Regions from separate parts of the Homo sapiens genome. Here region 2 is linked to region 1. The links are chromatin loops, found by intact Hi-C in ENCODE. Cell type or tissue: heart left ventricle. All regions are shown on one strand. Each heading gives the region's core, and the rest is flanking DNA. Links, peaks and the distances in the headings are about the cores only.

The links. Hi-C counts contacts between places; a loop is a spot of excess contacts. Peaks named below come from ENCODE experiments on the same cell type or tissue, not always from the same donor. Only the 100,000 strongest peaks of a DNase experiment are listed, where the experiment ranks them.
Region 2: a loop joins it to region 1, with 3 times the contacts of the local background. A loop is called at or near these places in 5 of 110 quality-filtered maps.

Annotation. Positions count from the first base shown.
Region 1 is chr7:80,629,173-80,646,086 of GRCh38, reverse strand. It overlaps CD36 (CD36 molecule (CD36 blood group)), which reads right to left and starts at 7,445. Exons shown (of 15, transcript NM_001001548.3): 1 at 7,341-7,445. In heart left ventricle, for the core only: no CTCF peak of the experiment used is centred there; no DNase peak of the experiment used is centred there; H3K4me3 peaks cover 1,893 bases; H3K27ac peaks cover 2,350 bases.
Region 2 is chr7:80,538,163-80,555,076 of GRCh38, reverse strand. It overlaps LOC124901685 (a long non-coding RNA gene), which reads right to left. Exons shown (of 3, transcript XR_007060402.1): 2 at 8,810-8,886; 3 at 8,410-8,537. Among named protein-coding and RNA genes, the nearest start is that of GNAT3, 35 kb to the right of the region's middle. In heart left ventricle, for the core only: no CTCF peak of the experiment used is centred there; no DNase peak of the experiment used is centred there; H3K27ac peaks cover 679 bases.

The DNA of each region.
Region 1 (16,914 bases), core at 7,217-9,716:
TGTGAAAATAAGAAAAGCATGGGTAAATAGAAAAAAATTCTCAGAAATTTTATACTGGGACACTCTCTAATATCACCATACTTAAAATAACTGTTAAAAGAAAGTCTAATTTTCATGAATACTGAGTTCAGGCCTGAATGGCTTGTCCTAAAAACTGTTTAAAACATGGAATTTTTAAAATAAGAGTATCTTACTTTCAGTTTTATTGATGACTTTGGATAGACTACAGGTATAAAGAATTTGAAGCAAATATAAAATGTAGAGGATGTCTTGTTTCAACCATGGCATTGCTCTCTTACTGAAGAATTTTTTCCCTACACATTCAACTACAATATAGTTTGTCATTTGCAGTTGATTCATGCTAATTCTGTTAAAATTAGGTAGTTTGTGTTAGTATATATTTGTCAATCTAATGTTTGGTGTCTTCATAAAGTATGTGATTATTATTATTTTTTGAGACGGAGTCTTTCTCTGTCACCCAGGCTGGAGTGCAGTGGCACGATCTCGGCTCACTGCAACCTCTGCCTCCTGGGTTCAAGCAATTCTCCTGACTCAGCCTCCTGTGTAGCTGGGATTACAGGTGCACGCCACCATGCCTGGTTAATTTTTGTATTTTCAGTAGAGATGGGGTTTCACCATGTTGGTCAGGCTGGTCTCGAACTCCTGACCTCGTGATCCACCCACCTCAGCCTCCCAAAGTGCTGGGATGACAGGCGTGAGCCACCATGCCCAGCCATAGTATGTGATTATTATATAAAGATTGGGAGAGCCGGGCGTGGTGGCTCACACCTGTCATCCTAGCACTTTGGAAGGCTGAGGCGGGTGGATCACCTGAGGTTGGGAGTTTGAGACCAGCCCGACCAACACAGAGAAACCCCATCTCTACTAAACATACAAAGTTAGCCGGGCTTGGTGGCACATGCTTGTAATCCCAGCTACTCCGGAGGCTGAGGCAGGAGAATCGCTTGAACCCAGGAGGCGGAGGTTGCGGTGAGCCGAGATCATGCCATTGCACTCCAGCCTGGGCAACAAGAGTGAAACTCCATCTCAAAAAAAAAAAAAAAGATTGGAAGAAAGAATACAGTTTGTGAAATGAGTGGATCCTACTGTAATAATCAGAGTTAATTCTAACTAGTATTTGAAAACACATTTATTTGAACTTCTTTGTTGTTGCAATGACATTTTGTCAATAATGGGGTTGGCGTGTCATTTATAGTCAGAATGCGCTTTATAGTTTATAAACAATTATTCTCTACTTTGAAATGCTCATGGCCAAAGAAAACATATGTGCCAACGGAATGAAGGCTACAGTCAAAAAAGGGCACATAGAATATTGTTGTTAATGTTGTAAGTGTATTAATAATTGTGGTTTGTTATAATTTCAGGTTTTCCCTCCACAGCTGTCTTGCAACAGAGGTACCACTCTTATGATTTTATTAGTATTTACTTCCACTTTAGTAATCATATAGTTTTTCAAAAATATTACCTGTAGAGCTAAGAAAAGAATAAGAAAATGATATTTTCCCCCAAAATGTAGGAATAAATGTTACAAATATTTTTCTTGGCAATTTTATTATTTACATATGTTCCCTTAACCTTTGGGATTCCCCTTTGCCTATTCCCTTATACATAGGATACTTTCCAGTATAAACCATAGGATGCAATAAACTTCATTTACATCAAGGTCTTGGTGATTAAGAAGACTGACTAGTTCTTTAGTGTCATTTTTCTCCAATGTAAAGGGAATGCACATAAGTCTAAACAAGTGATTTGTTTTTCCTGTGGAATTTTCTGTCTCACTGAGCAAGTAGGGCTGGCTTTTTATTAATTGTTCAGGGTGGAGTGGTAACAATAGCTTTCCCTGCCCTTGGAAATCGTATACCATGCTACCTCATATGGCTTTGTCCATGGCTGTCCTAATGCAATGGAATGAGTAATTTAATGCTGGTAATCAGGACTGGATATTGTCAAATAGAATTTCCTTTGCAATGCATAATTGTAAAGCACTTGAAACTTTTCTTGAAACCATCTTTTAAGCAACCACAGTAATCGCCAACTAGAGAATGTCATGCTGGTGTTCTGTATGTTGTGAACTGATAATGAGATTTAGGGTAGTTTATTAGGTACATAATATTTTATTGAATGCCCATTTCATAGACCATCCCCAAATATTTTCTGCAAGTTATACTTAACGAAGCAATTAAAATATAGCGATCCCAGCTGGTTCAATTGAGATGAAGGGACAAGATTAAACCAAAGACTGATTTGTCACTGTCTTGCTAAATGAAAGCAGACAAGCCACATAATCTCTCTACACCTCAATTTCCTCATGCGTAAAATGAGATGATAAAATGAGATCAGCATTTTTTAATTTAAGCGGCTGAACTGGTTTTTCAATTCTTACGTGGAAGTGCATTAGGTAAAATGACTGATTCCACAGCAGTTAAGAAACCCAGAGACTCTGTTTCTTAACTTTGTCTTCCTGTTCCTGCCTGACACTCTTTATCCTCACTGTTAGGAAGCTCTAGGAGAACCTCTGTAGAAACCCACAGCTTTATGAGCCCACATAAAAAATGCAGCAGGAAACCCCCAGTGTCACATTCCAGTTTTGTTAATATAGTATGAAAATCTATTTAAAACATGTATAACTCAAGGATTAAGTTATCTCTCTGGAAAAGTTATTTTATGTTCCACATAAACTTCACTAAAAATTACTCATTCAATATTAATGTCATTTGCAACTCTGACAAATGTGATACAAAATGATTTAAAATTATAACTCTATTGCTGTTAGAATAGGTATATGTGCATATATTAGCCCTTCTCCAGATTCTATGCCACAACCTAGTTGTGAATCTATCTGGCCTTTTCCCAAATCATTCTTCTTTATTCAATCAAGTAGCTCCATGCACTACAGAGAAGAGTTTCTGCAAGGGGTAAAGAGTTCCAACAGTAACCACTGAAGAAACCAGGGAGTAGTGCATGCGCTCCAATGGCTCCCTCTCTAGACCTGAAAACTGATTAGTATAACTTCTATGGACTCTGAGCCTAGATATGTTGAGCAATGGACAGGCCTGGGTACTGCCTAGCTCTGTCTGCTTTGAACTTAAAACTGAAGTGAGATAGTGTACACATCCCACTGCTGTAGAGTCACATACATTAGAAAACAGAAGTATCAAGTAATTTATTCTGTTGAATTCTATGGTTAGACAGTTCTCAATCTAACATTGGTCAGGATGATATACAAGCAAAATTACAAGTATTAATCTAACAAAACTTCAATCCATGTGCTGATATTTTGAAAAAAGAGCTAGACAAACTGAACTTGTCTATTTGTTCAAATTTTCAACTGATTGATTGCCTCTTATTACTTTAAGTTTCTACCTTTTTCCTAAGAATAGGCAAAATACGTGACACTAGTTGGGTTCATTTATTATCACTCGGTGCCTTGACACCATGAGTAATGAAGTATTGTTATTATAATCATACTCTATCCTTAAGCTGCATATGACAAAATTATAATTAGTTTTATTCACCTGAGGCAAAGGAGAACCACCCATACTACGTAAGACGTGCACCAAATACAAAAGAGAAAAGTTCATGTTAAATAGCACATGTAGTCACACAGCTTTTCCACCTATATTTATCTTCAGAGAAAGAATGTAGTTTGTCTCCACCATTCCACCAAATTTAGCTGTCTAAAGCATAAAAAAATTTGGGTTATGCTTACTCAGTTTTCTTAATAACACAACTCCTTATATATGAAAATAGGTAATTAATTTCATTTGCTAATTGTAGATTAAATTTTATTCTTTACTAATTGTTACTTGTCCTTTATAAGAAACAGACAAGATATTGATACTGTATCGGTAATAATTTACTTCCTGCTTAAAATACTTAAATTTAGAAAGCCAAGATACAGAAAACTAATTGAGACTTGTATAAAGAAGAAAGGGAAAATAAGAAGACGTGTTTTAATAGGCAACTAATTACATGCCTTTCTTGATTCTATAGGCAGCTCAGTTGCCTTCTGTCCAGTTTATAGATTATAAATCCTATTCCTTTTGTAGAATTCATGAGTGGACCCTATTCCGTTGGGTCATCTTTGAAAGAGGGAGGAAAAATATAACTTTTTTTTTTTTTTGGTTATCAGGTCAACAGTGTTTCTGTAATGAACTTTTAAGCAAAATACCCTCCCACTATATTGGGAACCCAGTAGAAACAGAGACTAAGCTTTTTGCAAAGCCTGCATTAGACTGAGATATAAGAAGCCTCTTCAGTAAACAGTTTAGAACATTAGAGCAAGTCCCCAGAGCATCTATAATTAATCCCTTGTGTTTATAAAGCTGTGTTCCCTTGGAAACTCCACCCAGAAAAGGCATGGCCCTGAAGTAACATCTGCTGGGATGTAAACTATGAAATTTGAAAAGTTTTAGATTTCCAGGGTACTTGTACCATAGACACTTGCCAGACCTAAATGACATTTTCTTACTGATCAGTAGATTGCTAAAATTTCTTTTTTTTCTATCTATAAGCCTTCCTCCCACTTTTTCTTAGGATAGAAAACCAGACCACACTCTTGTTTTCCATTCTCTTGATACAGAGAGTTTTCCTTACCTAAAAAATACAGCATCTGTCCATAAAATCTAGTTTTTGGAGGACTTGGGGGAATTCATTCAACGGTTTGCATGAGTATAGAAGTTAGTTTTTAAAATTACTTTTTTCACATTATCATAACTATGTATGTTTATAAAGACACAGTTCCCTATACATGAGTAAAAATGTAGATTCAAATTCAAGGTAGTAGAAATGGGTGTAAAACAATCATTTAACTATGATTATGTTTCATCAACATAAGGTCATTAGGTCATTCTTTATAAAATCATGTTTAGAGATAGAATTCTCCTTTCAAGGTAAATTTTATGCACAATACCAATATAAAAGATAGTTCAAAGAAGAGTTATTTGGTAAAAGAAAGGAGCAGAAACTGTGCCTCTTCCCTTTCCCAGTCACGCTTCACTTGGGCTCTGAGTCATCTCCAAAGAACCCATGGGCTCCACAAGTAATTTTCAAATAACTGGACTATGAGATCTCCAGAATCTTATCTTACTGAAATTATCTCATGTCCATTTCTATCCTATCAGAATATATGATGGTAAAAATGTAAAATAGGAAAAAACTTGATAGACATCTGTAATATAAAATAATTACATACTTCTCAAATATTGCAATTTGTAACTTGTTTTGATGGTAGTCTTTAAAAACTAATGCAATAAATACATTGGACTTTATATATTATACTTGGGATCCTTCTAGAAACAAGTCCCGTCTTTTAAAGACTTATGAACCAGGGATTACTGTAGGTTTGAAATTATTCCCTTAAGTTCATACTGACTTAAAGAGTATTATCTAGACCCATTCTTAATTTTTGAACCTTAGACAAGAATGCTAATGTCTTTTTTCCACACCCCAAATTCTACTATAAACAGACACTATAAAGTTTGTAATGCCAAAAATGCTGGACCTTGAAGCCAAGAAATGTAGATTCAGTTCTGGGTGTTAGTATTGAAGTTTGTCTGTGATACAGTTTTCTCTAAAATGAGTTTACTTACATCAAATAAGGTTGCAAGTATTAAATGAAGTAAAATAATATATATTTATATTGTAGAAAATGTTATTGTTATTTTGAAATATTACTATGAAGTATCATTTCAAACCATAACAGTAAAGTGTTATTTCATATTGGCCAAGTGTTTTAAAAATCTAATAAATGTGTATATTTTACAAAAGTAGAAATGAGTATTTGCAAAATAGTTAGATTATAATGAAATGTGATCATATATGTATGGAATTAAAATATGCAAATGGAAAGACAGCTACTAGTTTAGAACAATGCTACTTGCAAGTTTCAGACACATCTTGGGCCAGTGAACAAAAACATCTTCTGATTAGATGCAAGGATACTTACAGAATTAAGTATCTGATAGTTACAGAATTATCTTAAACTTTCCTTTTCAGGAAACACACAGGAAATACACACACATGCAGGGTTCAAATGTGTTAAAGTAAACAAGGTTAAAAAAATTCCTTAAAAAAATAGGGTGGCAACTATAACTTCCAAGGTAAATTCCAAATTCAGTACACTCTGTGCAAGTACCTCCAGTTGTAATTAATATTCTTCCCAGGCTAACCCATTATCTGATGGTTCTCTGTTTGGTTTATTGTTCTGGTTCACTAATGAGTCTGGGAAATTAAATGATTTCTACTTTAGTTCTTATTTTCTTGTAAATTCCAAAGGACCACTGGACTTTCTATATAACAAACATTTTTAAATATTTCATTTTGGCTTCCTTGTGAACCAATATTTAAAGCAATATTTTTTAGCTTCAACACACATTACTGACTTCAAACCACACAGAAAAAGACTAAAAAGTACATGCAAATCTTTACAAAACAGGTTTCAATATGCTACTTGATGATTTCAGAAACTGGGATGTACTCTAGAGAATTTATGCCATTTACAGTTATTTATAATTTTAGTTAATGTATAATTAATTTGAGGCTTTTACTTAATTCCTCCAAATTGATTTCTCCTTTACTTCAACTTGGCATCATCATCTAATAATTCAGTACTATTTGTAATAAGCTTCCTGAATCGAAAAAAAATTAACTTTATTTTTATTCTACTAATTTACACTAATTAAATTTCAGATTATTTAAAAGTAATATACTTTGCTATTCCCAGTAACAATGACAATATCTTTGTTCATTACAGAAAAGAACTTAAAAAGCACATATCCAAAATACACATTGCATTTGATCATGTAGAGCAAGTCAGGTATACCAAAAGTTGTGCAATTCAGATTGAAAATTAAACAAGCTAATGACTCTGTAAAGTAATAGTTAATAATTGCATATTAGACAACATGTTGACATAAGAGCTGTAAGTCATTTATAACATCTAACCTCATTATATTGGTCTGCAGTATAATGATCTTCATCATTTAAACATCATGTATAAATAGCCTAAGTATAAAATGAAAGTTTTATAATAATCCAAATTGGATTATAAATCACTTTAAATATTAACTTATACATACGACATGAAATGCCATTGGGTATGGTTTAAGCATAAAATATAGGAAGGTTGATAACTTGAAAATAATGCAAACCTGATTTTTAGATAAAGCCTAGTGACTAAGAAAACAGTTACTACCTTTTTTCCTGTCCTCCTATATAACTTCTTAGGAGTATTTATACAGTAGTGTCACCTCCCGTCATCTGGGTGATGGGAAAAATCCCTTAATCTTTTTTATTTAAAGAAAAATCATACAACTTACCTTTAAAATGGCTAAGAAGGATTTTTCAATCAAATGCTCCAACATTTGGACAATTCTTAATAGGATCAAATGGTATTCTGCAGGAAAGTCCTACACTGCAGTCCTCAGTACATAAATGCGTGAGAGTTTAAATATGCAACCACACCCCCTCCCCCCCCCAAAAAAAGAGAAGAGAAAGCACTCTACAGTGTCAGATCCCAGTGTGTGGTTTGTTGCCAGAGGAATTGAAAGAAAAAAAAAATCCCCCACACAGCACATTACTGATATGGCTAATAAGGGTCTATTTTTATGTTCTGGTGAAGACCCATTACCTATATCTGAGATATTCAGCATTTTTTTTTTTTTTGGCTATTTCCCATCCAAGTAAGTCAGAGGCCAGAAAAACAAAAGGAACTGACTTGCTGAGTTTCCCCTAACATATTCTCAGATGCTGAACTGAGACCGCTGGTGGAAATAGTAAATTTGGAAGAATAATCATATTCTCACTTCCCTGTCTTGACTGAGCTTGCGAAACTTATTTTATTAAGTTTAAATTTAATGTACTTTTTTATACAGCGTAATTCTGAAATACTGTGAGACTAATAATTCTGAAAACAATTGGAGACTGTCAATCAGCAAGGATGACAAACTGACTTAAAAAAAGGAAACAGCCTATTGTTCTAGCTGGAAGTTCTTAACTGTTTATCATTTTCTGTTAGTTTTGCAAAAATTTCATGATCACAGCACAGTGCTCCTACAAAAAATAAACTCTTTAAATTTCTTCAACCAAAATATGTCTAAGTAGAATTACTATTGAGGATAATCTTTAGTACTTAAGTCACTTTCAAAAAAAAAAAAAGCATTATGTTGATATTGAATCAAAATAGAAGGCCTTGCACTTTGGGGAAAGAACCTTCACTATCAAGACCCTGTTCTTATAAAGAAATTCTCAGAATCATACAGGAAAACCTTCACAGGGTTAACCTGGCATGTATTTGATAGGAGAGCTGGATAAATGCATTCAAACAACCTTAGAAGTAAAGTAACCTAAGAATACCAGACAGAAATATATTTAGTTCATTAGGTCATATTTAAACCAGTCCTTAAGTTAGAATGCTCGTGCTGTCCTTTTTGGGCATGTGAGGCACACAACGAATCCTTTCATTTGCAAGCAGTGCCATACAACTGAAAAAAAAAACCCCAAACACTCTTTTCTCCTCAAGAATTTTTTTTCCCCAGGGAAGTTTTTACTGACATATTTATTTAAAAAATAAGTCATAAAAATATTGTAAGTCTATTACTTTTTTTTCAAATCTCAGACCACTTAATTAGGATAAAGTAGAAATGACCATGTGCAATCTCTTTATAATTTATGCTTTCAGTTAGAAAAGAATAACTCACAGTGATTTCATGAAACTTAAGAAGGTAATTCCCTTAAATAACTGCGACCTTTTATCTTGGTGGCACGATATAAAATGGTAGTATAAAGACATATTATTTTGGTTAAGAATATCTATTTTGTAGATAGCTGTTTTGTATTTAAGCTAATTTATTTCTCAACCTTAATTCTCACACACTCACACTCTAATATGACAATTCAGAAAAAGATTACCAACGAAAGGGTTCAGATAAGACCTGTTTAAAAGAGCATATTTTAAAGATATTAAAAGACTAAAGTATAATGAAAATATGATCGCAATTAGAGAAAGATTATTTCAGAAAAAATACATGCAAAATAGATGCCTAAGTTGACATTAAACTTACTTGGGTATTATTTAATCAGTAGCCTAATGCCATTCAAATCTGCTGTCACTGGAGAGGAAAATGTCACAGAGTCCCATGAGCAGTCCAAAGAATCAAATTTACATTCCCAGAGACAGCTGTTAAGTGTTCAATCCCATAGACAACAGTTCCTGAGTAGCTTAGCATACAAGATCTGAAAGCACACAGCTGAGTCAAATCTGCAACTGTGGATTTTTAGAAAAATATAGACCTTAAACAATAACATAGCAAAATGCTGTACCCATTTTAAAGTAAAGAGTGTTGGGGTTTTCATTTTTTTAAAGACTATGCACCCACCATATTTTGAAGGGATGTGTTTTATGTGAGCATATACCTTGCTTTATGTAAATCCACTATAACACTGGATTAATTTATTAGAATGACAGGATATAATTTTCAATCTACTTCAGTCAGTTTAGACAATTCTTTGGAAATTCTTTTTTTTTTTTTTTTGCAAGAGATCACATAGGGTTAGAAATTGGAAGGATGTAAGTTTAAATCCTCAGGCTACCGGGCCCTAGTTATATTGACTTGTAATTGGAAGTTAACTGCTTGTTCTTCTTTTTCCAGATTTATCAAGGTATGAATCATTTTGACATGTGTATACACTGTAAAATGATTGCCATAATCAAGTTAATTAACATTCATTGCTCTCATTTTCATAATCAAAGAATAGAGAAAACTAAATAAAAGAGTAATAATAAGAGCTAAGAGATGAGTAGTGTACAATACTTGACAGGAGCCTGAAAATTTCTAGGCACTCAACACTCCCCATTTCATCACCCCCACTTCCTACAAGCCTCCTCCCCTCTCCGTTCTCTGCTTTATTTTCCACAGGTCACTTATCACCATCGAAGAAATTCTGCCAATTGACTTTTGTTTTTGCCCTGTCTTTGCACCTGCTAGAATGTTGGGTTTTTGCAGAGGGGGATGCTTGTCTGTTTAATTCACCACTGAACTTTGCACCTGCCTTTGCACTTGCTAGAATGTTGCGTTTTTGAGGAGGGGGATGCTTGTCTGTTTAATTCACCACTGAACCCCTATAGTACAGAATAAGCTCATAGTTGGTAATAAGTTGAATAAACAGACACACACAAGACTATTATAACCATCATAATGCTTTACAAGTAGTGAGAATGAGTGGAAATGAGAGACTATTATGCTGCTTCTTCATACCATGGATATGTAATGGTTTGATTCAGATTAAGAACATCTGCTAGGAAAATGAATGGAATCCGAGTCTGAATTTGGAATTCATCACTTCCTAAGTGTATGACTTATTGCTAACTACTTTACCTCTCTTAAACATGGTAGAAATATCTCCCTCACAGAATTGCTGTCAAGATTAAAAGTGATAATATGAAGGATTTAGCACAGAGCCTGACATAGTTTTTGTTTAACAAATAATTGTGGCTGGGCTTGGTGGCTCACACCTGTAATCCCAGCACTTTGGGAGGCTGAGGTGGGCGGATCACTTGAGGTCAGGAGTTCGAGAGTAGCTTGACCAACATGGTGAAACCTCCTCTCTACTAAAAATACAAAAATTAGCCAGGTGTGGTGGTGCATGCCTGTAATCCCAACTACTCAGGAGGCTGAGACAGGAAAATCGCTTGAACCTGGGAGGCGGAGGTTTGCAGTGAGCTAAGATTGTGCCACTATACTCCAGCCTGGGCAATAGAGTGAGACTCTGTCTCAAAAAACAAAAACAACAACAAATAATTGCATGGCCATCACTGGCTATCACGCACAATTTTATTTTAGAAAATGTATTAAGTATGGAGAGAAAGCAATATTGAAAATTATAGAAAAGTGTACAATGAGAGGCCTCAATCCCCAATTGTATTCCTCAGAAGTAACAAATGTTAAGTGTGTGTTAACCTTCCCCCAGTAATTTTATAATTTTCTAAAGTATATTAGCCATTTTTATTTTAAAACATTTGTAACAATATCCTTTTCACCTTTTTTTCCATAAATTGCTTTGTCCCTTTCTTAATAATTAGTAGGAAAATAGTCTTTGGACATTTGACAATTTTTTTTTAATTTGACAATTTTTACTTTTCTGTTTGTATGTGTAACTTACAGAAATGTTTACATTTTTATTCCATAAACTTTGAGTCATTTCCTTTTGAGGATTGTATCATGCTTTGAAAGCCTTTATCCACTTTGAGCATACTAAAAAAAAAATAAACTTTCTTTTAGCATTTGTATAGTTAAAAAAAATCCTTTTAACAGTACTTTTGGACAAGCTGATTCATGGAATGTAACACTTGTGAAATAAAAGAGGAAGAGTACAGTAAGTTGAGTAACAAATATTGCAACATATTTGAGAAGCAAATGACAGATGGGTAACAAGAGTTCTGGAAGAGGAATCACATGGCCCGTGTGATTCCTTTATTAGCAATAGGATTTGTGAACTAGGCAAGACGTAATAATCATTGTATTCCTGTTGTCCTTTCTTGTTAAATGGGATAACCTATAAAGTCTACCTACCTTTAAGCTGAAGATCAGATAGTAGATTTAAACTTTAAAATGTAAGGCTATATGCAGATACAAGAATATCTTATAGTAGTAGATACCATTTAAAAGAAAACTAAGCGATTTTTTTTAACAGTTCAGCAAATGAAAAGAAGCATTTTAGTATAACTTGCATTGTAATTCTAGATTGAATGGGTGAACAAAGACTTGAAGAGCAAAGAACAATGAAGATGATCATACAATAACATAGTCAACACATAGTAGGAGCTTACTACCTGCCAGGTGTGGAGCTAAGTATTTCACATGTATTACCTTGCTGAATAATCATCTCTCCTTACTAGGCTCTTTAGATGACTAGCTGAGTTCACACAGCTAGTACTTGGCAGAACAAGGGCTGGAACCCAAACTGACTGACTGAAGGGCCTATACTCTTTTCTTCAAAGAAAAAAAAAGATACATTTATCCTTGATCAAAATCTAATTTTACATATTTTTCTCAAAATCTTTGCACAAGTTGAATAATTTTAACCTGATATTACATTAAGAGCAAAATAATGTCTAGACACAATAGAAAATGAACAGTGAACATATGTAGGTGGCAATCAACAGAATTATTTTAGATTAAATAAAACATAAAATTTCATTCTATTGACCTATGAACTATCTCATAACATTAGTTACCAATGTAAAACCAGGCAACATTTATTTTATCACTTTAATCTTTAGGGAATACTAATCATGGAAATGTATACATACATACATTTAGGCATACACACACTTATGCTTATATATGTATAATAGATGAACATTTTTCAGTTGCCAGCTCGTCACTTATAGAAGTATTAAAGTATTAGTATGTTCTAACTGCTTTATAAGTTGAGGAAGGACTTCACATGCAGTAATAAAAAATATCTATGTAATTTGAATATTAAATTGCAAAAGACAAGAGCATCATGTAATGCTAGTGAAATGCTGAGACTGAAATGGAGATTTCTAATATCACCTTTAAAAGAAAATTTCCAGAAAATTATTAAAGGTGAAATTCCGAATATCAGAGTAACTTAGTTTAGACTTAAACCACATGGCCTAATGAATCAAAAGTCAGGATAAAAACAAACATACTGCATTAAAAGTAGAAAATAATCTTACCTATAGGTTTAATAGAAGTCATGCTTGTAACAGATTAAAGAGAGCACTTCTGTATATGTAGGTAGTTCTCATGTGGGCATGGCCAAATCATTATGTAAATTTTACAGGCCATCTAAAAATGTTGGCAGACCTAATTCTTACTTGAACAGCTTGCAAAAACAATTCTCTAAGTAGGAAAAAAAATTAGTCAACATTTAAATGATGGTAAGAAACATAAGGAAATGCCATGATCAGCATAGTTAGGTAAACTGTGTTCATAGAGTAGATAGGAAATTATTCGAGGAAAAAACAGAAACATTTAGGCAAAAGAATAACTAGGTCTCAAAGCATGGTGTGATGAAATAGCAGGAAAAAAATCAATAATTCATAGCCAAAACAAGCATTTAGTTGATGAGCACCTAGTTTTTTAAACGTTGAGAAAAAAATAGCAATTAATGAATTTTGAATTTTTACCGGGCAGAAAGAAAAAATTCATTGTCATTAAGGGTACCACAAATTTTAGTTCTGAGAAATATTATAATAGCCCTGGATTAAAAAGGTGGTCCCTAAAGTGGAGTCTTTAAAATAAAATAAATAATTTTGAGAAGGTTCAGAGAAATAATTTAACTTTGCATTGGCTCTAGGCTTGGCCATAATGATGTGTTTTAAAATGCTAAAATATTAGGTTTTTCTTATTTTGTTTAAACCATAAAAAATTGATCAGCATGATGAATATCTTAAAACAGAAAAATATAAAGAAATCAGATGAAGGATGACATAAAATGATTTTTTGTTCCATTTAATAAATAAACACACTAAACCACGCTGGCAAATCTATCTTTTAAAAAATTATATTGACATCTGCACCAGCTGATCATCTGTTACCTCAAGTTTAAAGATACAGAACACTTGGGCATTAGCTTCCTAAAAGACTGAAATACATATGCAGATATGCATGTGTATACACACACAAACGTTTTCCAGGAACACAGAAGCATGCCTGATTACATTTTTTTAAAGCTTGTGGGGTGAAGTTTCTAAGAAGCATACAAAAATAATTTAAAAGAAACACAGGAAATAATACATCTGTGATACCATTCTTGTTCTGTTTTTTTTTTTTTTTAAATGGAGAAGTGATCATTCTGCCCTGAGACTTCACAGAATTATTTGGCACAAACCCTGCACTTGAGTGGCACAGCAGCTTCTGCTAATAATTTCAAAGGAATATAAAACAATCTATCAAATCCTATAGTGAAATCATAACATCATTTTCCAGGTTGGTTCTCAAAAACCTTAAGGGAAGGTTTTGCTCTCGGACAAGCTTCAGTTTTCTGAAGCTCTTCCAAGAGACCAACAGGTTTAGTTTGGAGTGCTACTTCTCAAATGAATACCTTGCAATAACTTGACACATATTCTTAAGATTTCTAAGCATCTATAGAATTAACAGTGGGAACATCTTACACTAAATGCATTTTTGGTTTTAACAAAGCATTATACAATACTTTGTAAAAAACAAATACAAATATGTGTGTTTTGTACATTATTTATATCATTTATGTATATATATAAAATATATATAAAACTTCCAGAAATGTTTTTCTGGAAATGTTATGAATTATTTAAATCACTTTGTTTATATCATGTTTACATGAGTATATTCTAGAAAATATTAGAATTCAGATAATGAAAAGTGGCAGACTACTATTCTATAATACATAAGACAAATATCTTAGAACTTCAGAATCATTCTAAAACACTGAAACCCTTCAACTGTCCTGTATGTGTCTTTGTGATAGCTGGTTATCTTCTTGAAATAAAAAAAAAAAAATTGCAAACTTATCAGCAGTAGAGTAAAACCTTCACTTTGGAATTTCCACATTTAAACTTTGAATAATAGAGAAGTCTAACTTACCTATTAAACTTCATTTTAGCCCTGAAACTTAAGTAGCAGCATTTAAAATTTGCTTCACATTATGGAGCAGTTACAATGGACTTGATAAAATACTTTACCTTGTGGTTATGCAGAAAGAAATCTTTCATCCTTCTAACTCTCCTATGTAGGTTTAGTTATCATGAGCCCTGCCTTTATGAAAGTGTCTATCATCCTCATTGTTCTCCAGCAAACAACGAAGGACTCAAACATATTTACTGTGATCATCCCATTTCAGATTCTGAATGTCACTTTTCTTTTGTATTCTGGGGTTGTGAATTAAGTAAACAATAGTAGGTATGGAATCTTAATTGCTACAGAATGTCACTCTCAAAAGACACCACTAGCCCTGCTACTTTTGCACTGCTCAATTTGCACTTAGATCCTCAGAGACTTCTCGGACACGATGTTTTGTTGGTTTTTGGAGCCCAAGGTCTCTCAGCTGTGTTATGTAGGTATGCAAACTGTTCTATTCTACAGTGCCCCAGTTCATGGGTGAAGATAATAAATCTAAACTGAAATGTTTATGTTTTCTATGTTTCGGCATACTCTGCAATTCTCCTGTTGTTAACCACACTGTGCTTTCGTGTTCAGAGTGAATACTCTAAGCGTATTTATTTTCCCAAGCTGCATTTACAAGGCTTGGAGTGGCATCCTCCATGTAATGTATTCCAAGGACTAAGAACATTTTCTGGACTTGATCCAAGATCATTGCTAGGCCTGTTTTCCTCTCATTTTCAACAACCCCTCCGGGAAAATTGGGTAATCAAAATAGGCAGGAGGAAAGGAGCCTGCAGTGAACAAAAATTTGAGGTGAAATAAATCCATAAAAACATGGAAACCACACCATTTCTGGAATCCCAAATTAAAAGCATCAAGTACTTCCCATGCTATAGAGAAGCACATCCCAAAAGATTGATTTTTATAATAAGCTTTCAGTATAGACTTTTCTCTTAATTTTTTCTTCTTTGATTATCCTACATTTGTCTGTTCTGTTGATTTTTGGCTATTTGACATCTCATTTTTATCTTAATTTTCTTTCAAAATGGTACCTGGTTTTAGGTATGTAAATTTGTAACTGTCTCCAAATCAACTTCATACAATTCCACAAAGAAAAACACAAATATCTCTAAATTAGAAGAAACTGTAAGTTCATTAGCTCTTCTACTCCTTTTAAGGATGTGCTCACTTTATCCACTTAACAGATCCTTGTTTTGATGGGCATACCACCCCGATGACAGTTTGACACACAATGATGGGTCTGCAAATATCATCAAAAAATATTTCAGCCAAAACTAAACCTTATTCTGCTACTTAGTCTCTTAACCTCACATTTAGCACCCTAAGTATTAAATATTTTAATTCTTCAAACTATTAAAATTCAAAAAATGAAGATGAAACTTGTGCTATTTACTAATTTTTCCCTGGCTTATCTGCCATGTCATCTAGGTTAGGTGAAAAATAAAAGAAATATAGCAGTGGTTTTCTTTCTAAGTCTTTTGATGCAAATTAATTACCTAGAATACTTTTTTTCATGATACCAAAAAAAAAAAAAGGCTACTATTGAATTTATCAGTCTCCAGACAATCTAGGTGAATAAGATTTAAACTAAAAATAGGCAATTTTTATTTTAGAATAATCCAATACATGAGTGTTAAGGTGTATGTTGAGGGATTTGCTTCTATTTCTACACATGAAGAACAATGAATAAATCTGACAAAATTGAGCCATCTCAGTTAACTGAATTATAACCTCTAAGGGCTAATTCAATATGCTTAAGTATTTTCCAGAGGAAAGAAAGCAACATTTCAAGACTTCACAACTCCACATCTATAATTCATCTTGTGTAGTGAGGAGTACCTTGTTTTCCAGAAAGTCTTGCTTGGCTGGTTAGTTTCCAGAGATGCCCTTTAACACTAAGTTCAGAGGGAAAGATTCGAAAGTTTCTCCATATGTTGATGTGGAGCTATTAATGTGGTATTGCCTCTAAAAATGTCAAGGTACTATTTAATATTCTCATTTAATTAAATAGAGAGTGTTATAGGACATACATTTGCCCAGAACTCATGAAAATGTGCTCCTTTGTTGAACAGCAGTGGGAATGATTTTTCTATCATCATCTATTCTCTATTCCAATCCCCACTGCTTATGTATAAGGAGGAAGCCTACAGCCATGCTGCTGGAGGCCCTCTTACAACCTCAAGGAAAGCCAGCCTGTGTCAAACCTACCATCCAAATAAGGAGAGAGCAGAGAAAGTTAAGAAGAGCCAGCAATCTGATC
Region 2 (16,914 bases), core at 6,308-8,807, 90 kb after region 1:
AGATAAAACAATCTTAAAATCAATATGGAACCAACAAAGAGCCTGAATAACCAAAGCAATTCTAAGCACAAAGAACAAATCTGGAGGCATCACAGTACCTGACTTCAAATGATACTACAAGGCTATAATTACCAAAACAGCATAGTACTTGTGTAAAAGTGGAGACATAGATCAATGAAACAGAATAGAAAACACAGAAATAAAGCCAAATACTTACAACTAACCGATCTTCAACAAGGCATACAGAAACCTAAATGGGAGAAAGGACATCCTAGTCTATAAAAGGTACTGGGAAAACTGGATAGCCACACGTAGAAGAACAAAACTGGATTCCTATTTCTCACCAAATACAGAAATCAAATAAAGATGGAGTAAAGACTTAAATCTAATACCTGAAACCATAAAAATTCTAGAAGAAAACCTAGAAAAAATGCTTCTGGACATTAGACTAGGCAAAGAATTTATGCCTGAGACCTCAAAAGCAAATGCAACAAAACCAAAAATAAATAAATAAATGGGACCTACTCAAACTAAAAAGCCTCTGCACAACAAAATAAATGATCATCAGAGTAAACAGACAACCCACACAATGGGAGACAATATTTCTAAACTATGCATCTGACAACGGACCAATATCTAGCATTTACAAGGAACTCAAACAAATTAGCAAGAAAAAAAGCAAAAAGTCTCATTAAAAAGTGGCCAAATACATGAATAGACAGTTCTCAAAAGAAGAATTTCAAATGGTCAACAAACATGAAAAAATACTTGACATTACAAAACATCAGGGAAATGCACATTAAAACCAATATGAGATATCACCTTACTACAGCCAGAATCGCATTAAAAAGTCAAAAAACAGTAGATATTGGCCTATGTGTGGTCAAAAGGGAATGCTTATACACTGCTGTTACGAATGTAAATTAGTACAATCTCTATGGAAAACAGTATGGAGATTTCTCAAAGAACTAAAAACAGATCTACTGTATTAGTCCATTTTCACACTGCTGTAAAGAAATACCTGAGACTGGGTAATTTATAAAGGAAAGAGGTTTAGTGGACTCACAGTTCTGCATAACTGGGGAGCCCTCAGGAAACTTACAATCATTTCAGAAGGCGAAGGCGAAGCAAGGCACATCTTACACAGCAACAGGAGAGAGAGAAAGAAGGTGCCACACTTTTAAACCACCAGATCTTGCGAGAACTCACTATCAGGAGAACAGCAAGGAGTAACACGCCCTCCATGATCCAATCACCTCCACCAGGTCCCTCCCTTGACATGTGGGGATTACAATTTGAGATGAGATCTGTGTGGGGACACAGAGCCAAACCATATCATCTACCATTTGGTCCATCAATCCTAGTACTGGGTATGGAAAAGAATTCATTACATAAAAAAGACACCTGCATGCATATGTTATCACAGGACAATTCACAACTGCAAAGATATGGAACTAACCTAAGTGCCCATCAATTGATGAATGGATAAAGACAATGTGGTTTATATACATTGTGGAATACTATTTAGCCATAAAATAAAAATAAAATAATGTCTTTTGCAGCAACTTGAATGGGACTGGAGGTCATTATTCTAAGTGAAGTAACTCAGGAATGGAAAACTAAATACTGTATGTTCTCACTTATAAGTGGGAGCTAAGCTATGAGTACACAAAGGCATACAAAGTGGTATAATGGACATTGGAGACTCAGAAGAGGGGAAAGGGGGAGCGGGATGAGGGATACAAAATGATATATTGGGTACAATGTATACTATTTAGGTAAGGGATGCACTAAAATTTCAAACTTCACCACTATACAATTAACCCATGTAAACAAAACCCCTAAAGCTATTGAAATAGAAATAAAATAAAATAATGAAAAGAAAAAAAAAAGCATTAGTGAAGCTAAATAAAAACATCAGTAAACAGGCCAGGTGTGGTGACTCATGCCTGTAATCCCAGCACTTTGGGAGGCTGAGGTGGGTGGAACATGAGGTCAAGAGATCGAGACCATCCTGGCCAACATGGTGAAACCCCGTCTCTACTAAAAATACAAAAAATTAGCCGGGCATGGTGGGGGGCACCTGTAGTCCCAGCTACTCGGGAGGCTGAGGCAGGAGAATCACTTGAACCTGGGAGACGAATGTTGCAGTGAGCCGAGATTGCGCCACTGCGCTCCAGCCTGGCGACAGAGCAGGACTCCGTCTCAAAAACAAACGAACAAACAAAAAAATTAGTCAACAGCAAAAGCAAAAATATAACACTATCAGAAAATATGTTTCGACATGAGAAACAAGTGAAAAAATTGGAAAGGAAAATGAAAAATTCTTACAAATTACTGATAATTTTCTAGAGAATTGAAAAAAATTTGTCAATTAGCATTATTCCCTAGCAGATTACTTTGTTATCCAAAAAGTATCTACTGAGATTTGAATATGAGTTTTCAGCCAAGTGGAATCAACATTTATATATCCTCAAACTCCAAAGCCACATAGATCACATGTTTAAACGTGCATGTCATAGGACTCTGAGTCATATGCAGAGAATTGAAGGTCATAAAATTTGGTAAATTGAGCAAAATAAAAAGGTTTTTATTGGAGTTGTGGAAATTGACTGAACAGAAGAGACATGGATGCATAGGAAAAGTAGTGTTTAGATGAATTACTAAGCTATCTAAGAATACATTTGGTCTCATAAATAAAAGTTACCATGGGAGAAATACTTGGAAGTTGAATTAGAACTTTATTTTTGTACTTTTGTTTGCATGAAAACTATTCCTAAGTTCTACAAAATGCTTATGTCAAACTAAGTGTTCAGTCACCCTGAAGAAATAATTGACTCCTTGAATTAGTCCCAAGTTAGCCACACTGTCAGCTTGACATGATGAAATCATTCAGGGATTTGTGACCCAGAGTTGGTGACAGCAGTAAAAAACAGACCTCTTCCTATATTATGGAACCATATTGATTTCTGGATGTCTTATACATTATAACTATAAGTTATATGTCCTGATAGATTATTTAGCATATTTAAAGCATTAAACTATTGAAAGTAAGCATTTTAGAGTAGTATCTTGAGAAATGTCAATACCAGTAGCCCCCATTTCATAGCAACTCAGTCCTTATAGGAGAAATTGTTACTGAATTATTCTTGTTGGAAAAACTTATTATCAGGAAAGGTTATCTCTGGGCCAGTGGGATGAAGGCTAATTCTAAGAGAACAGGAAGATAAACAGAAGGTCTTTCTATATTCCTAATTGAAAGGCAGGAAGTAGCAGAGTGACTTTTCCTCTTGATTTTTATCCCAGTAATTACATGTTTACAGTTGTTCAGCTGTTCGTTAAAGATGCAGAAAGTTCTCTTGACCTAGATAGCAAATATTTCTATAACATCGAAGATGAAAATTAATACTCAAACGAGGTTTTACAAAAAAATCTCTCCCTGATTTGTGGGGTTTTGCCTACAAATTACACCTTTCTGCCTGGTTTTACTCTTTTTTTTTTGAGACCGAGTCTTGCTCTGTCAACCAGGCTGGAGTGCAGTGGCGCGATCTCGGCTCACTGCAAGCTCCGCCTCCCGGGTTCACGCCATTCTCCTGCCTCATCCTCCCAGGCGCCCGCCACCACGCCCGGCTAATTTTTTTTTTTTTTTTTTTTTTGTATTTTTAGTAGAGACGAGGTTTCACCGTGTTAGCCAGGATGGTCTCGATCTCCTGACCTCGTGATCCGCCCGCCTCGGCCTCCCAAAGTGCTGGGATTACAGGCTTGAGCCACCTGCTCCCGGCCCTGGTTTTACTTTTATAAAGTTTATGTGATGCATCAAGCAGTGAAATGAAATGCTTTTCTGCCAGCTGTCCTGTGGAGGAATGAGGCCTTCTTCCTCAATAGTGATCATGTGTTGCTTGATTCTGAGCACCAGATTCACTAAAAATGTTTTAGTGTCTCTTTTCTTCGATATAAATTTACACAGTAGCTTAAGAAAGCCTTAAAAAGATATAAATCTTTTAAGAGCCATTTGAGATATTCCTAACCTCTCTTAAAATTGCAAACTAAATTAAGAAGGGGTTTTGAGACTACATGAAGCAAGCACTGTGCCATGCCTATGAAGTTGTAGAGGGAAAACTTTCTGGTTTTCACTAGGAGAGACTGGATGGCTTTACTTTAAAAGAGTATCCTTCTTCCTCTAAGCTTGCAGATGAAAGACACAATGGGAAGGAGAATGGAGCAGGAGAGTCAGAAAGCAACAAACCTGAAACAGAAGTGAGACTTGAAAAGAGGAGTAGCATCCACTAACACAAAATGGAATGAAACATCCCATGTGTGGAGCATAATTCAGACAAGTGCTTCATGTGTGGAGGTGTAGTGTCTTCCTCACATTCATGTTGTGCATATGCCGGGAGAAGGTATGTGGGGTGGAGAATACTGAAGCAAAAGGAGATGCAGATTACAAACTTGGGCTTTGGAGTTAGAGAGACATGAATTCTAATTTTGGCTCCTCTACTTACTTTGTAAAATTGAGCAAATTACTTAAACTGCTTAGCTTCAATTTCCTCAATATTTAAATGTTAAGAATTACCTACCTCATAGGACAATTCTATTAAGTAATATATTGATGTATAATTTTAAGTAATATTTAATGCATAGAAATCACTATATGGTCAGTATTGTTCAAAATGCTTTATTTCACACAACAAAATAGTGAGGTAAACACCTCTATTATCCCCTTTTTACATGAGAAAACACTGAGTTGAGGATAGCGTATCCAAAGTTCTTAGCATGGTACCTTATACACAAGTGGTCTCAATAAATAAGAACAATTGCTACTTAAAATAATGTCTCTGTATTTTACATTATATAGGGAAGAAAAGTTTCTTAAATGATGCAATAATCTAATTGCTGAAATTATTTGGAAAGAGAATGTGACGACTGACAAAACATTTGGATAGAATGAAAATATCTCAACAAATAATTAAGGAAAACAATAATTATATCTGCCTTAAGACTTATTGAACTAGGAATTGATGTAAATTGATAAAGTCTTCCTTGAAAAAAAAAACAGAGACTCAAAAGACATTACTCACTAAAAGAATAGAATCATAGAAAGGTAAAACTTCCTTCTCTTAGATTTAGCATAGTTTTTCCCCTCTAAGGTTAAAGAATGAAAACATTTGTTTTTAATTTTGATGTCAATAAAATGTAGAGCCCTTAAGTGTAAACACTCTAGGGAGTAAATATCTAGGCAATACCATTTCACACAAAATCGGAATGGAACAATAGATATTTAATGATTTTTGGTTTTTTTAACAAATCAAAGAAATGAGTAAACTTTTTGAGACGTGTAGATTTTCAGAAGTCCTTTATCTCCCAGGAAGCAGGAGAAACAGCTCAGAAAAATTAGTGGATTTCTTACAATTCTCTGTTGACTTCCCTTTCCAATTTAACATGCTCATAATTGTTCAGAAAATATTCTGAAATGCAAATCCCAGTTTTTGATATCTAAACAATGCTCCACGAATTTCAGTCTTCTGTGTGTAATTAATTTTTTCTTCTGGGTTACATTGCAGGTGAAATGTCAAATAGTTCTTTGACACAGCTGTTTTACTCCAAAGTTGAATTGTGAATTCTATGATTAGCCTTAGAGAAGTATTTAGCCATTTGGCTCTAGCAGTTGTCCTGTGCTTGGTAAAAATACTTGCCAAATTGCTCATAGGAGTCAATGTGATTTAAACTTTGCCATTAAAGGCAGCTATCTGGAACCTGACTATCACTGGGGAAATGGAGGAGGATATCACTCCCATTGTACAAGGAAGACAAAAAGTGTTTATTTCCTTTCATGTTGATTAAATTTCAAAGGGAAAGGTTAAAATGGAGAATATGAAAAACAGAACTTTGGTCCCATATGTTCTCATTGCCTTGTGCTGTAAATTTGAAAACACTATGTGAACTGGCAGCCTCCAAGACCTCCAATAGCAGGAACTGATATAATCTAAAATTAGATATTAATGGGGAAAGTTTCTGGGGTTATTCAAAAATGTCCTTTTGTTTGTTTTCTTTTGTGTCACTAAGTAAATGTTATAAATTGCAAGTCAAAGGTTCTGGGATGCTTCCAAAAGACAACTCCCTCTTATACTGAGCACAGATTCTGGGATAATTATGGATAACTAATAGGAATTCATTATGAAAGAGAACAAGACTCATCACAGTAAACTAGTTGTGTTAAAGGAACAAGTGAACAGACAGAACTACCACTTAAGAAAATAAAAATGAGCTTTTGTACAATGATAAGGGGTAGATAGTTACCAACATTAATAGTTGGGAAGTTAATGAAAAAAATATTTATGACATGTACCAATTTGAGAGTAAGAATGAGAGAAAGCTAAAACTAAGAACCTTAGTGAGTAATTGCTTCTGGACAAAATCCCTAGCCTTCAGTCACAAACTCAAGCCTGACTTGTTACCAATTCAATAACACCTTTCCTAAAACTACCCCTCATTCTTGTAGAACAAATATACTCTCTGCAGTTCCTCTGCATAGAATATGTATTTCTATTTCATATTTATATTACTTGGCTTTATACTAAACAAAGTGGACAAATGCCATTCAATTATGCATATTACAAATAATTATTGGTCACATTCTACTTACCAGAAAAATGTACCAGGGTCTTGGTAAATGCCAGTGCAATGGTACTGCTACAGAGGGTTTTACTAGCTAGTGGGGGAGATGGATAATAAATAAATAATAAATTTATGAAGAAAGGGCTTATAAGTCTATTAATTTGACAAACTGGTATGGCATTTCAGATAGAATTAAGAGATTTAAGAATGCAAAAATGTATGATTGGGAGAGAAGGGGACAGAGCAGGCTGGTGAGGAGATGGTGCTGGATAGGAAAGCCAAGACCTGATACAAGGGACCTGAATGCCAGGCCAAGGAATTAGACTTGATTTTCTAGGCCAGAATCTTAATTGGTAGGGATTCAGAAATCTCTATTTTAACAAGCTCTCAGGATGATTCATATGCTAAACTACCCAGCCTAATCAAATAAAAGAACCCTTTGGCCATTATCAGACATCAATAGTATGGCTTATAGATTATTTTTCTAAAATGATATAGCATTATTATTGTCTTCACATTCTTAGAATTATTTGTTGTTAAAGTTATATCAGTGATTTTTAAGTTGAAACAAGAAACTGTCATTTTCATATCTCAAACATTAAAATATCAATAGTTAACATATATTTCAATCTAGTTACTAAAATTTTACAAGTATTTAAAGAGAATAACATCACATATTATAGGGCTTTCATAACCTGGACCTTGATTATTTAACATGTGAGCTTTATCACAAACCCTTCAAAAATTAGGTCTTAATGAATTAATGTATTTATTGCCCATTCATGTATCTCGCTAACATTAGTTGAGTGCCGAATCCAGGGGTCAGGTCTAGTTCTAGACTCTAGAGATACCACAATGAAGGTGACTACAAAATCTCTGTAGTCAGAGAGCTTATGTTAATGGCCTGAAAGATCTTTTTAAAGTGATCTTCCACTAGACTTGAAGTAGGAAAACCTGGATTCTAATTTTGTCTTGGCCCTAAATTTGATGGTTTATTTGAGAAAAATATCCAGATTTTTGATCCATGACATAAAAATGTTTATATGTACTTTTACATAATCTCTAAATATCTCCTAGGCATAAAATTTCAAGCTTCTATTTTTCCACATATTTCATAAACTTCCAGGCTTTTCTCAGATATTTATACCATTAATTTTAATACCTTACTTCACAATATCTTTATTTCCATTTTGTTCATTCTCCTTATAGTATAGTTCTTATAGTTCTATTTTGTTTATTTCTTTTATCACTTTTGTCAATTTTTACAAATTGTCAGATAAAATCGTATGTATTTATCATGTACAACATGTTTCAAGGTGTATTTACATTGTGAAATGACTAAATCTAGCTAATTAACATATGAATTCATTCACATAGTTATATATTTTGTAGTAAGAACACCTATCCACTCTCTTAGCATTTTTCAAGAGTTCTATATATTACTAATCATATTGTAATACATAATAGTATCACTATATTGTACAATAGAGCTCTTGAACTTATTCCTCCCATCTAACTGTACTTTTATATCCTTTGACCAACATCTTCCCAGACCCCTTTCCTCAACTGCCCCAGCCCTTGGTAACACCATTCTACCCTTTGCTTATATGACATCAACTTTTTCAGATTCTACATATGAGTGAGATAATGTGGTATTTGTCTTTTTGTGCCTTGCTTATTTCACTTAACATTATATCCTCCAGGTTTCATATTTTAAAATTGGTACCCCTGACAAGTGTATTTACTGTAGTAGTCCATTTTCACGGTGCTGATAAAGACATACCTGAGACTGGGAAATTTACAAAAGAAAGAGGTTTATTGGACTTACAGTTCTACGTGGCTGGGGAGGCCACACAATCATTGCCGAAGGCAAGGAGGACCAAGTCATATCTTACGTGGATGGAGGCAGGCAAAGAGAGAGACTGTTCAGAGAAACTCCCGTTTTTAAAAACATCAGATTTCATGAGACCCAATCACTATTACAAGAACAGCATGGGAAAGACCCACCCTTATGATTCAATCATCTCTCACTGGGTCCCTCCCACAACACTTGGGAATTATGGGAGCTACAAGATGAGATTTGGGTGGGGACACAGAGCCAAACCATATCATTTCATCTCTGGCCCCTCCCAAATCTCATATCTTCACGTTTCAAAGCCAATCATGCCTTCTCAACAGTCCTCCAAAGTCTCACCTCATTTCAGCGTTAACTCAAAAGTCCACAGTCCAAAGTTTCATATGAGACAAGGCAAGTCCCTTCCGCCTATGAGCCTGTAAAATCAAAAGCAACTTAGTTACTTCCTAGATAGATACAATGGGGGTACAGAAATTGAGTAAATACAGCCATTCCAGATGGGAGAAACTGGCCAAAACAAAGGGCTACAGGCCCCATGCAAGTATGAAATCCAGCAGAGCAGTCAAATCTTAAAGCTCCAAAATGATTTCCTTTGATTCCATGTCTCACATCCAGGTCACGCTAATGCAAGAGGTAGGATCTCAAAGTCTTGGACAGTTCTGGCTCTGTGGCTTTGCAGGGTACAGCCGCCCTCCCAGCTGCCTTCACAAGCTGATGTTGAGTGTCTGTGGCTTTTCCAGGCCCATGGTGCAAGCTGTCAGTGGATCTACCATTCTAGGGTCAGTAGGATAGTGGCCCTCTTCTCACAGCTCCACTAGGCAGTGCCCCAGTAGGGACTCTGTGTGGGGCCTCCCACTCCACCTTTCTCTTCTGCACTGCCTTAGCAGAGATTCTCCATGAGGACCCCACCCCTAGAGCAAACTTCTACCTGGGCATTTAGGTATTTTCTTGGTTCTTCTGAAATCTAGGCAGAGGTTCCCAAACCTCAATTCTTGACTTCTGTGCACTCGCAGGCTCAACACCATGTGGAAGCTGCCAAGGCTTGAGGCTTGCACCCTCTGAAGCCATAGCCCGAGCTCCACATTGGCCCCTTTCAGTCATGGCTGGAGCAGCTGGGATGCAGAGCACCAAGTCCCTAGGCTGTACACAATGCAGAGACATTTCCCCCATTGTCTTAAGGATTAATATTTGGCTCCTCATTACTTATGCAAATTTTTGCAGCTGGCTTGAATTTCTCCTCAGAAAATGGGATTTTCTTTTCTGTTGCACTGTCAGGCAGCAAATTCTCCAAACTTTTATGCTGTGTTTCCCTTTTGAAACTGAATGCCTTTAAGAGCACCCAAGTCACCTCTTGAATGCTGTGCTGCTTAGAAATTTTTTCCACCAGATTCTCTAAATCATCTCATTCAAGTTGAAAGTTCCACAAATCCCTAGGGCAGGCAAAAAATGTCAGCAGTCTCTTTGCTAAGACATAACAAGAGTCACCTTTGTTCCAGTTCCAAACAAGTTCATCATCTCCACCTGAGACCACCTCAGCCTGGACCTTATTGTTCATATCACTATTAACATTTTTGTCAAAGCCATTCACTAAGTCTCTAGGAAGTTCCAAATTTTCCCACATTTTCCTGAGCCCTCCAAACTGTTCCAACCACTGCCTGTTACCCAGTTCTGAAGTTGCTTCCACATTTTTGGATATCTTTTCAGCCATGCCCCACTCTACTGGTGCCAATTTACTATATTAGTCCATTTTCATGGTGCTGATAAAGACATACCTGAGACTGGGCAATTTACAAAAGAAAGAGGTTTATTGAACTTACAGTTCCATGTGGCTGGGGAGGCCTCACAATCATGGTGGAAGGCAAGGAGGACTGTCACATCTTACATGGATGGCAACAGGTGAAGAGAGAGCTTGTGCAGAGAAACTCCTGTTTTTAAAACCACCATCAGATCTCATGGGACCCAATCACCATCATAAGAGTAGCATAGGAAAGACCTGCCTCCATGATTCAATCATCTCCCACTGGGTCCCTCCCACAACAAGTGGGGATTATGAGAGCTACAAGATGAGATTTGATTGGGGACACAGAGCCAAACCATATCAATTACCTATGATTTAATTCCTTCTTATTATAACTGAATCTGTAGACCTTCTATGAGACAGAAAGCAAAATAAAGCATTGCTCAATTGTTTAAGGCTTACAATTTCTGGATGTTCCTTCTTGAAAGCCTTATAGGAGCAGATGAAGAATCATAAGAAACTGTACTCTACTCTCTATGAAAACTACTTCCTCGACTTAAATAAATTGTGTTTTCTTTCAGCATAATATTTCCAAAGCACAAAGGAAAGGAGAAAAAAGAGAGAAAAAGAAAACAATGTTGGTTTCAAATATTTATGAGAGCACACTAGGTTTTGAAACTAGACCAACTGTTCCATAGAACTGATGTTTATAATTTCTTGGAGTAAACATAGAAATTAATCCTCCCAGTCTTACAACTTGAGAGTTACATTTGTCTTACCTGAGTTACCTTCTCAGGAAACCAGCTATCAGGCCTCCCAGATTATACCATGGAGCTGAAACTTACCAGATCACTGCACCTAGACAAAGAGACGCCAGACTCCTCACCCAACATGACTGCACCACCCTGCTGCCTGTTGACCAATTTCTCTGCCTTGTCCATCTCTAATTTCCATTTTCCCACACATGGTTTCATGTCTTCCCTGCTATATAAACCTCTAATTTTAGTCAGTGAGGGAGATGGATTTGAGACTGACCTCCCATCTCCTCAGCCACAGCACCCAATTAAAGCCTTCTTCCCTGACAATACTCATTGTCTCAGTGACTGGTTTTCTGTGTGGTGAGCAGCAGGACCTAGACAAAATCCCCAGTGTTTTGGTAACTTTTTTTTTTACCTAGTTGTCAATTTAAGGCATTTAAATTAACAAGTATTATTAAGTTATAAATTAAAATACTGTTAAGAATTTTTTTTAATTTAAAATACAGTGAAGAATAAGCAAATAGCTAATTACTGTGACTGTTTTCTTAAAATAACTGGAAATAATATAAGAGAGGGCAAGGTAGAAAATTATCTGTAGCAATAAATATGTTCATGTATTCATTTATTTTCTCACTGATATGGACCTTTAATTAGGAATGCAGTCAGATAGCCAATAAATATGTTTTAAGGATCTCCTATTCCTTAGGGACTCTAGAGGAGATAAAGGTTTAAAAAATATTTTAAATCTTTTTTAAGACCATGTCAGGATGGGCATGGCAGCTCATTGTTTTAGTTCCAGCACTTTGGGAGGCCGAGGCAGATGGATCACTTGAGCCCAGGAGTTCGTGACCATCCTGGGCAACATGGCTGGGTAATCCTGTCTCTACAAAAAATATAAAAATTAGCTGGTTGTGGTGGTGTAACCCTGTAGTCCCAGCTACTAGGGAGGCTGAGGTGGGAAGATCACTTGAGCCCAGGAGATCAAGGCTGCAGTGAGCTGTGAGTGTGCCACTGCACTCCAGCCTAGGTGACAGAGCAAGACCCAGTATCAAAAAAAAAAAAGTTAAAATTAAAATTAAACATGTTTTCTGTTCAGAAGGATCTTCCAGGTAAGTGGCCTGACTTCCATAGTTTGTTTTTTGAGAAGTAGGAAAGAAAGAAGACTCTTGGAATCCAGTGGGAGGGAGAAGGAAGTACAGAAAGGATAGGTTCTAACAGAAATTACAGCCTTAGGAAGATGTAATGGGTTTCAAAAAATTTATAACCCCAAACCCCCAAATTTCCCATTCCATACATTTTTCTATGGATTTTAGCTGGGATTTTTAGCTAAATGAAATCAAGAATAACTTTGTACCGAGAAAGGCTTTCCCAAGAGTGTAGAAAAAGCTGACTGTGACTCTTCACTTTGTGTTTGTCTTGAAATTCCTTTTGGCTGGTTGTCAAAGATGAGTCAATAGGCAAAAGCCTTAAGGAAATCAGGCTATAGGCAAATTGCAGATTTCATCAAGGAAAGAAAATGTTTTACAGATTCTTATCAGTCCAATAATGCCCAAGTATTGTGCTCTGCATGCCCATTGCCTAATAAGAAAATAAAATGCAAGAAAATTTATGGTAAGGAGTATTCAAAAGGACATAAATGAACAACTTGGGATTTCTCTGCAAAAATTTCAAGCAAATTTAGCAAAAATAGAATCATTTTTATTCTCATCTGTCTACAACTATTTATATAAGAATGACTAAATCACTGATTGAGGGTGAATTAGCTTAAGGTTTTGGAATCCTTTGGTGTCCTAAACAAAACTGAAATTTTAATTAAATATTATCTTTCACGTGATTCCTTTGCGTTTTTGTCTTAGAGATCTAGTACTAGTCTGCACCGTAAGGGTTTTTAATGCCTTTGAAGAAAGGCGAAAGAACATGTTCATAAATATTTTTTGCATTTGTTTACAAAGATAATTTCAACCGTGTTTAAGGGCCCCAGAGTTGATGAATTGAGGACAGTTAAGACTAGATATAGTCATGTTAAAGAAGTAACTGGACAGAGGAATAAAAGCAAAACTCATTAGTCATATAACTGTGAAGCTACTGTGATGTCCCTTCAGAAAAGACGACCTCAAATTAACCTTTATACACAAAAGCCTCCCATAAAGTGTGATTAATCTCCCCACGTGAGATTTTTGGTGCCCCCATTATGGCCTACTTTGACTGATGTGGATGTGATTTGCTTGATGGAATTGGTCAGCAGATTATCTGTCCTTTATAGTTGGTATATCATGGCTTGTTTGTTGAGAAGATCTTGGAAAACATTTTTTTAAAGTGTAGTTCATTTATTGAGCATCTAGTGTCTTTCACAGAGAAATACTTTGTTAACCTATATTAAAACATTTATTACTTAAAAATTATTTATTTCTGTTGCTTATTGTTCATTTTTATTAATTGTTACCTTTTTGATTACTCACAACAGTCCTGTGAATTTATCTGAGTATTTTGAACCATCCATTTATTGGGAAATCAATTTTAAATCTTTAAAACCACTCAAAAGAATAGATTTTCTATGACTTTCAGAAATCTCTTTAACAATTATGTAATGTTTTAAAGTATTCTCATCAATTCATATGTCCATTCGTTACTCTAATAAGACTTATTGAAGGCCTTGATGTGCCAGGTACTATGAAAGCTTTTTAAAAAATAGAATCACTCTACTCAGGAAGTCCTCAGTTCAATTCTGGAGACATATAATCTTGCTCAAGCAGTGTGGCAATAATTTTAATGGAATAGAGTGACTTCTACCATCTTTTACTTTTTATCAATTAGAAAGATGAATTATTGGAAGATGCTAAAATAAGTGAATGAAATGAGGAGTAAGAATGAGGGATACATATATATATATATATATATAAAATAAAATAGATACGATAGAATTCTGAAAAAAAAAATACATATATATACACACACACCACATCCCTTTCATCATAGGAAAGAAGATGTATTTCCAAGTCGTGGGAAGAAAAATAGCTTTCCTTGACCCTTTCTGAAGGTCCCTTGAGTAGTAATTCCTATGGAACAAGAAAGACAGTGATTGATTTCAGCTGTGCTAATAGTTTTTGGCCTGGGACTGAAGTCTCTCTCTTCCTTTCCTTTCTATTTACAGTTTTAAAATAGCTCAACAATGTGACACTGTTCTTTAAAATTCTGAGAAATGAATAGTAAAAACAGGGGAACAACACAGAGAAACCAATAACATAGCGAAACCAAATAAACAAATTTATTTAATGAGTTAACTTTATAAAAGTACCAAAATAGTTAATTTTTAAAAGTATAGCTAATGTAGGAATGTGAGACACTGGGACGAGTCTGAGGAGAAATTTGAAATCACTTAAATTCTATCAGATATGCATCAATCTGCCTATTCTACTCATTAGCAGAATTGGTCCTGCCTTGAGAATATTGCTTACAGAAGAAGAAAGTCAATGGCTAAACTAGAAAGAAGTTGAGCAATAGTCGGAGATAATTTATATTGTCATTTAACACAATGCCATAATCTGCATTCTCAGTAGTTAAAAGCATTAACAATAAAGTTCTCAAAGTAAGACTTTATCTGTATTTGTGAGAAATAATCTAGAGAATACTAGCACATCAGTTAGGAAGACAAAAATTCCACAAATATCTGGAAAAAACTGGTAATAACGAGATATTTCAAAAAAATAAATAAGGTCTTAGAATTTTACTAGGACTAATCTAAAACATGAAACCTGAAATAAATGTAGTAACTTGCAAGCAATTTACAAACTGTCATCAAAGCCTCCTGTGAGAAAGATTTCCATTTTCACTAATGCATATACATAAAAAGACTATATCCTTTTATACGGGTTTATTCTAGAGGATCACTGGAAATTTAAATAAATAATCACTTCTTTTGAGAAAATAGTTAAATAATGCAAAAGATAAATTACTTAGTTTTATAGAAGAATTTCATTAATGGCAATAGCTTGGATATCTAAATATTCTGAAACACCCAATTATTTACTTTTGTTCATGTAACGGTATATATAAATGCATTTCTGTGGACGAGAAACTGATATAAATGATTATCATGTAATTACACTTAAATACAGATAATTTTTATTTACTTTTTAAATATTCCCCCAAAACTCTATCATCAGCATTCTGTCCTATTCTATGAATACTCTCCGTGTAATTGTATTCACATATAATGTGTCTTAATCCATTCTGGTTGTTATAAAAAACACCAAAAACTGGTAGATTTATAAACAACAAATATTTAATCCTCACAGTTCTGGAAGCTGGTGACCCCAAGATCAAGGCACGAGTGGATTTGGTGTCTGATAAGGCCACTTCCTTGTAAAAGAAGCCTTCTTTTTTTTTTTTTTTTTTTTGAGACGGAGTCTCGCTCTGTCGCCCAGGCTGGAGTGCAGTGGCGGGATCTCGGCTCACTGCAAGCTCCGCCTCCCGGGTTCACGCCATTGTCCTGCCTCAGCCTCCCAAGTAGCTGGGACTACAGGCGCCCCCCACTACGCCCGGCTAATTTTTTGTATTTTTTTTAGTAGAGATGGGGTTTCACCGTTTTATCCGGGATGGTCTCGATCTCCTGACCTCGTGATCCGCCCGCCTCGGCCTCCCAAAGTGCTGGGATTACAGGCGTGAGCCACCGCGCCCGGCCAAAAGAAGCCTTCTTGCTGTGTCTTCACCTAGTAATAGGGGCAAAGAATCACCTTGGAGGCTCTTTTGTAGGGACACTAAGGCCATTCATGAAGGCTCCGCCCTCGTGACCTAAATACCTCCCGAGGCTCCAACTCCAAATACTCTTGCTTTGGGGATTAAGTTTCAACATATACAATTTGGGGTACATAAATATTTAGACTATAGCAGTGAGCAAGAAATAAATCATTATTTCAAGTCACTGAGTTTTGGCATTGTTTGTTAATGCAAGTATGACTGGTTCTATTTTGACAGATGCAGAGCCATACAATTCTATTAAATCAATAATTTCAAGAGAAAAACATTCCAAAAAATTAATGTTCATATCTTAGAACTATGTTTAACCACATTCAAAGCAACAATTTTATTTTTTCAAGAGAGCAAAAAGAATACTCATTTCAATACAGAAACCACTCATTCTTTCAAAAAATTTTGAATGTCTCTGATATGTCAGGCATTATGTCAAGATCCACCACTACAATGGTGAATAACATTTCTAGTCCTTTTGGAGCCTAAGTTTGAAGAGTTAAAAACGAAATTACTCAATTATATGTATTAATGAATGTTATTAGCATGGTAAGCCAAGAGTTTTAGGGGAAAACATAACAGAATATTTGATCTAGTCTAGGGTAGTAGAGAGGGTTTTAAAATTTTTGTTTTAAGAGGATAAGACGTCAAAGTTGCCACTTGAAAGATTAGAAAGAGCTGTCCAAATTGGGGGAGTTTAAGGCAGTGAGGAAGTACAAGGCATAGGGAACAGTTTGTGCAGTATCCTAGAGGGCAGAGAAAAAATGTATATCTGTGAGGTTAAGATGCTTAGTGTGACTAGAGAGGGAGTGTGGTGTTAGAACTTCCTGTTAGTGTCACAACAGGATACGTATGGAGAATTCTAACAAGGTCTCAGCCAACTCTACAAGAAGCTCTGGGATGGTGACCTGAAAAGAGACTGGAAGTTAGGCAAGAGGTGGATAATGCAATAAGTAATAAGGCAAACTGCTGCTGATTAAATTGAGTAGCCAAGTCAAGCAAGCTTTCGATATTGCAGCCTGCATGAATGACTGTGTGTGTGTGTGTGTGTGTGTGTGTGTGTGTGTGTGTCTTCCCCAAGGTATGTGTCTGAACATGTCCAGTTAACTTATGATATTCTTCACTTGTGAGTTACTTGGAAAACTGTTAATGCAAGCAAAACCATAGATGTATTTTTCTCCAAGGACACTTAAGGAGTGTCA